Linked DNA regions of Homo sapiens: region 1 is linked to region 2. The links are chromatin contacts, found by Hi-C or POLR2A ChIA-PET in ENCODE. All regions are on one chromosome and are shown on one strand. Each heading gives the region's core, a stretch centred on a gene start or an enhancer-like site at or near the end of the contact. The rest is flanking DNA. Distances are from core to core; before and after follow the strand shown.

The links. Hi-C counts contacts between places; a loop is a spot of excess contacts on that map. ChIA-PET counts read pairs that join two places held with the same protein, here RNA polymerase II (POLR2A). Pooled maps may share reads with other maps.
Region 1: a map of CD8-positive, alpha-beta T cell shows a loop between it and region 2 (7-fold over the local background). The contact joins the promoter of SARS2 here to the promoter of RINL in region 2. A Hi-C loop is called at or near these places in 5 of 168 maps with a recorded cell type or tissue (B cell, CD8-positive, alpha-beta T cell, GM12878 and 2 more), 2 of 37 single-sample maps with no recorded cell type and 14 of 50 pooled maps. POLR2A ChIA-PET finds 5 or more read pairs at or near these places in 28 of 52 experiments (A549, CD4-positive, alpha-beta T cell, CD4-positive, alpha-beta memory T cell and 23 more).

Annotation. Positions count from the first base shown.
Region 1 is chr19:38,928,997-38,932,070 of GRCh38, reverse strand. SARS2 (seryl-tRNA synthetase 2, mitochondrial) reads left to right here and starts at 1,308. Exons shown (of 16, transcript NM_017827.4): 1 at 1,308-1,601. The coding sequence starts at 1,335. MRPS12 (mitochondrial ribosomal protein S12) reads right to left here and starts at 1,127. Exons shown (of 3, transcript NM_033362.4): 1 at 1,073-1,127; 2 at 728-795. The coding sequence starts at 776. RefSeq lists an enhancer at 1,224-1,683.
Region 2 is chr19:38,876,507-38,879,609 of GRCh38, reverse strand. It overlaps RINL (Ras and Rab interactor like), which reads left to right and starts at 1,335. Exons shown (of 12, transcript NM_001195833.2): 1 at 1,335-1,378; 2 at 2,829-2,917. The coding sequence starts at 2,868. It overlaps SIRT2 (sirtuin 2), which reads left to right. Exons shown (of 16, transcript NM_012237.4): 15 at 110-176; 16 at 300-1,050. The coding sequence ends at 455. RefSeq lists enhancers at 699-798, 839-958 and a silencer at 1,499-1,548.

The DNA.
Region 1 (3,074 bases), core at 59-2,558, 52 kb before region 2:
TCTGCCTCCTGGGTTCAAGCAATTCTCCTGTCTCAGCCTCCTGAGCAGCTGGGACTACAGGCACCCACCACCACGCTCGGCTAATCTTCGTATTTTTAAGTAGAGACGGGGTTTCACCATGTTGGTCAGGCTGGTCTCGAACTCCTGACCTCGGCCTCTCAAAGTGCTGGGATTACAGGCGTGAGCCACCACGGCTGGCCAGGAAGCATTATTTTTAATGCTGTTTAAAATAATAGTAGGCTCAGTGGCTCATGCATGTAATCCTAGCACTTTTGGAGGCTGTGGAGGGTCACTTGAGCTCAGGAGTTAAGGCCAGACTGGGCGACACAGGGAGACCTCCCTCTCTACAAAGAATCAAAAAGTTAGCTGGTTGTGGTTCTGCAGGCCTGTGGTCCCAGCTACTTGGGAGGCTGAGGCGGGAGGATCACTTGAGCCCAGGAGGTCGAGACTGCAGTGAGCTGTGATCACACCGCTGCACTTCAGCCTGGGCGACAGAGGGAGATCTTAAATAAATAAATAATAAAACTGACCCAAACGCCGCTTGACACGCAGTAGCCCTCCATGCAGCTGCTTCCCACCTCTTGCTCTAGCAGCCCTAGCTCTGCCAAAACCCCACCGTGTTTTTCCACCCCCGTTTCCCTCGGGGCTCCGACGGAGGCACACAAGTCCAAGAGCGAATAACCCTCCCCCTCTAGCCTCGTCCCTGAAGCCCAAGTCCCCCACTTACCACAAGTTAGGGACGTGTTGAGGCCATGGAGAAGGCCAGACCAGGACATCCTGCCACCTGGGCCGTCCCTGTGGTAGGGGATAAGAGACTCAGAAAGGAGGAAAAAGTGACCGATCCGCAAATGCTCCCCGATCCGCTCTCAGGACTTTCTGGCTTAAATCAAAGGAAATACCTCTATAGGTCTAACCACAGGCCCTCATGCTGCTAACAGAAAGTCCCTCCGTAAATTTAGCCTCGCTCTGAGTGGGTTCCCGAGGGCCCAACCACTCTCGCCCGCACGCAGGAAGAACTGGGAAACTGGGGAGATGGCCTGGTAGATTTGGAGGACCCCAGGATTCCACCGACCTCACAGGACCTAAAGGTGAGGTCGCGGACACGCTGAATCCAGCTTCTAGCCTCTTCCGGGCGCTATCCGTGCAGGGATTGGCTGGTTCTGCCTCGCGTCACTGAAGAGGCGGGACACAGACGACGATTGGGCGACGAAGGACTCTATCGCGGTCAACTTTCCTCAGGATCTGATTGGCTCGTCACGGTCAGGTTCGCTGCCTTGCAATTGGTCTAAACGCGGAGTGGGCGGGACGAAGTGCCGCCTTGTTCCCGGTCCAAGATGGCTGCGTCCATGGCGCGGCGCTTGTGGCCTTTGCTGACTCGTCGGGGGTTCCGGCCCCGGGGAGGCTGCATCTCCAACGATAGTCCAAGGAGAAGTTTCACTACAGAGAAACGAAACCGGAACCTCCTGTACGAGTATGCGCGCGAGGGCTACAGCGCACTCCCTCAGCTGGACATAGAGCGGTTCTGCGCATGCCCAGAAGAGGCCGCACACGCCCTGGAGCTCCGCAAGGGGGAGCTGCGCTCGGCGGACCTGCCCGCGATCGTGAGTGCGCCTGCGCCGGCCGGGGGGCGCAGACGTTTGCTTTACGGAAGAATTGGGTTTGCAAGATGCCCTCCGGCAGGGGGCGAACCTGTAGTAGGAATTTTAGTTATTTCCCAAGTTAGCCAACGTCTTGTGCATGGCACCCACTTATGTGCCAGTTGTCCAGTGAGTGCTGAGGCCCTACTATGTGCCAAGAATGCCTACTGTGTCCTGGACACCCATTATGCGCTTGTTTCATACTGCTCGCTGGGTACCTCCTGTCCTTTAGGAACTTGCTATGTGACATTGCCCTCCGTGCTGCAACCTCATGCCAGCCTTTCCCTAAGACCACAAAGGAAAATGGGGAGCCAAGTGTGAATCGGACGGGGTCAGGGCTGGGGTGTGGTGGAGCTCTTGCGTTTAGAGAGAGAGGTAGGGAGAGTTGTGCACCTCCGCCACACATAGCAGGCAGTTAAATAGAGTTAATGAATGAATGAATGAATCCATTAATGAATGGTTCTATTAAACTGATACTTAAGGTGCAACTGCTATATTCCGGTGTTCTAGATGTTGCAAATATGCGGTGAATAATAATAAAATTGCTAGCACTTATAAAAGGGAATTAGGACCGGGTTCACAATATCTCTGTGTTGAGGTGCTAACGATAGTGGGGTCCCCACGTCTTCCCATTCCTCTCTTGGACTCCCCTCCCAGCCTGTTTGAAGTGCTTTATTCACTTTAACCTCGTTTAATTTTCACAGCAACTCTATGAAGTAGGTGCCATTATTTCTCCCATTTTATCAGAGGGGAAACTAAGGCTTCGAGAAGCTAATTCACTTGCGCTAGGTCATGCAACTGGGAAGTGGCAGAGTGGGAATTTTAACCTGTGCTTTCTGGCCTAGAATCCACTTTTTTTTTTTTTTTTTTTGAGATAGGGTGTTGTTCTGTCGCCCAGGATGGCAGGATGGAGTACAGTGGTACAATTATAGCTCACTGGAACCTTGAATTCCTGAGCTCAAATAATCCTCCCACTCAGCCTCCCGTGTAGCTGGGACTACAGGCAGACACCACCACGCCCGGCTAAACTTTTGTATTTTTTGTTGAGACAGGGACATACTATGTTGCCCAGGCTGGTCTTGAACTCCTGCGCCCAAGTGATCCTCCCACCCTGGCCTCCCAAAATGCTGAGATTACAGGCATGAGCCACCACACCCAGACTCCACAATCTTAAGTACCCTGCTGTGCCCTCTCATGATCTGAGTTCACAGTCTAGTAAAAGACATTTTTTTTTTGAGATGGAGTTTTGCTCTTGTCTCCCAGGCTGGAGTGCGCTGCGACTTCTGCCTCCCAGGTTGAAGTGATTCTCCCACCTCAGCCTCCCGAGTAGCTGGGATTACAGGCACATGCCACCACATCTGCATAATTTTTGTATTTTTAGTAGAGACGGGGTTTCACCATGTTGGCCAGGCTGGTCTCGAACTCTTGACCTCAAGT
Region 2 (3,103 bases), core at 86-2,585:
GGCAGCCTGGAAGGGACAGGGTGAGGTGGGAGCGGGGGCACGAAGGCAGATGAGAGGAGCAGGCAGGGGCGAGCCCGCCTGGGAACTCTGATCTCCTGCTGCACCGCAGGGACGTGGCCTGGCTGGGTGAATGCGACCAGGGCTGCCTGGCCCTTGCTGAGCTCCTTGGATGGAAGGTGAGGAGCTGAGCAACCCCAGCCTGTCCTGAGCCCCATCCCTGGACCCTCTCCCCACCCCATGGGTCCTCTGACCCCATGATGCACAGTGACCTTTGACTTCTGTGACCTTTGCTCCTGCAGAAGGAGCTGGAGGACCTTGTCCGGAGGGAGCACGCCAGCATAGATGCCCAGTCGGGGGCGGGGGTCCCCAACCCCAGCACTTCAGCTTCCCCCAAGAAGTCCCCGCCACCTGCCAAGGACGAGGCCAGGACAACAGAGAGGGAGAAACCCCAGTGACAGCTGCATCTCCCAGGCGGGATGCCGAGCTCCTCAGGGACAGCTGAGCCCCAACCGGGCCTGGCCCCCTCTTAACCAGCAGTTCTTGTCTGGGGAGCTCAGAACATCCCCCAATCTCTTACAGCTCCCTCCCCAAAACTGGGGTCCCAGCAACCCTGGCCCCCAACCCCAGCAAATCTCTAACACCTCCTAGAGGCCAAGGCTTAAACAGGCATCTCTACCAGCCCCACTGTCTCTAACCACTCCTGGGCTAAGGAGTAACCTCCCTCATCTCTAACTGCCCCCACGGGGCCAGGGCTACCCCAGAACTTTTAACTCTTCCAGGACAGGGAGCTTCGGGCCCCCACTCTGTCTCCTGCCCCCGGGGGCCTGTGGCTAAGTAAACCATACCTAACCTACCCCAGTGTGGGTGTGGGCCTCTGAATATAACCCACACCCAGCGTAGGGGGAGTCTGAGCCGGGAGGGCTCCCGAGTCTCTGCCTTCAGCTCCCAAAGTGGGTGGTGGGCCCCCTTCACGTGGGACCCACTTCCCATGCTGGATGGGCAGAAGACATTGCTTATTGGAGACAAATTAAAAACAAAAACAACTAACAATCCGGTCTGGCCTCCTGTTTCTTTCTGTGGGCACCCAGGGAAATCTCTGAAGGGAGGGGGTTAGATCTTGGGCCACTAAGGAACCAGAAAGTCTCCGGGATCCAGAGTGAGGGGTAACAAGAGGGTCCTCACGGGGGCCCTCGTGGCTCTGACCCCTGGACTCCCAGCCTGCCAGTGTCCCTTCCTCTAAGCCCCGTCACTAAAGGCCTGAGGCCCCAGAAAGAGGGAGGAAAGTTGACTTCAGATACCCCAGCCCCGCCTCTTCCCCCTGCCTGCTCAGCTTCCTCTCTCCACTTCCTGCTACTGCAGGCCTCTCCTCCGAGAACAGGTAGGGCCCCCAGGAACCGAGCATCTGGCATCTTCAGCCCCTGCTGCCTCCCTTTGGTATGAGGCAGCTGCCCTGACCCACCCCTGCCACGCACTGCCCACAGCCTCCTCTCCTGCCACGGTACACAAGCAGGCATCTGCTTCCCTCTCCCCTCCCCTCCCCTCCCTTCCTTCCTGCTCTTGCCTGGGCAGGGCACCTGCGCCTCCCTGCCCACCTCCCTCCTTCCTAATAACACCCTGGCCTTCTGGTCAATGGCCTAATGTATTTGTTTAGCTGCCTATTATCCATATGCTACACCTGCCCCAAACAAGAATGGAAGGCCCTGAGGGGAGGAGCCTGTCCTGTTCATCACCCTCTCTCCAGGGCAGAGGCACCTAATTCCAGCCTGTATTCAGTAAATACTGGATGGATGGAAGGAAGGAAGGAAGGGAGGGAGGGAGGGAGGGAGGATGGATCCTCCCCCGATCCAGGTCTCCTGCTCCTGGGACTGCTGCTGGGATAAGTGCCACCCTAAGTGATAACCTACGTAGGACTCTGTACCTGGTTAGGAGCTGGGGCCTGATGGGTGGATGAAGAGAGAGAGGAACAGATGTGTGATAAAGCAAGATGAGTAAAATGTTCATGGTAGAATCTTGGTAGTGGGCATAGGGATGTTTCCTGTACAATTCTTTCAGCTTTTCTCTATGTCTGAAATTTTTCATAATAAAATGCTGGGGGAAGAGATTCAGTGGCCCCTCCATGGTGTGGGAAGGGAGGAAGAGGGGATGTTATTACCTTTCCAGATATAGGGACTGCCTACTCTGGGCCAAGAACTTTTCCAGGCGCTGACTGGGTTTTGCCAAGGGCTGGCCCACATTTACACAGCCCCCATGGCTGTTAAAAATCTTAACATATTTCCTACCACTTCAGTAAAGAGCTATTGTTTTGAGTCCTCTCCCCACACCGCAAGACACACTGGCCTCTCTCCTGGGATCCCCAGATTCCCCACCATCCGGTACTAAAGATTTAACCCCTGCCGGCCGGGTGTGGTGGCTCATGCCTGTAATCTCAGCACTTTGGGAGGCCGAGGCGGGGGGATCACTTGAGGTCAGGAGTTTGAGACCAGCCTGGGTAACACGTCAAAACCTTGTCTCTACTAAAAAATACAAAAATTACCCAGGCGTGGTGGTGCACGCCTGTAATCCCAACTACTCGGGAGACTGAGGCACAAGAATCGCTTGAACCTACGAGGCGGAGGTTGCAGTGAGCTGAGATCGTGCCACTGCACTGCAGTCTGGGCAATACAGTGAGACTCCGTCTCAAAAATAAAATAAAGAATTAACCCCTGCCACGGCAAGCGGCCTCTGGGGTCCATTCTGATTGGTCAGGGTCTCTGCCATATTGATTGTAAATATCTTGAACATGACCCGAGGGCTAGAGCAGCTTTGAGTCTTACCTTTCTCCCTGCCAGAGGCCAGGTCATGACTCACTGGCTTCCTGCAACCTGACGATGGCCCAGCCAGAAGACAAGGCACCTGAAGTCCCCACAGAGGGGGTGAGGTGAGGCTACTAGGGCTGAGGCTATGCCCTCCTTCCCCTGCATCCAGAAACCCTTTCCATCCAATACCTCCCTCACTACAGAATCCTGAATCACATCTCTGAGCCTCTGCCCTGGGCCTGCCCCTTCCTGTACCTTTGACCTCACCTCATTGTCCCACTGCCCACCTCTGACCCCTGACTCCCTGG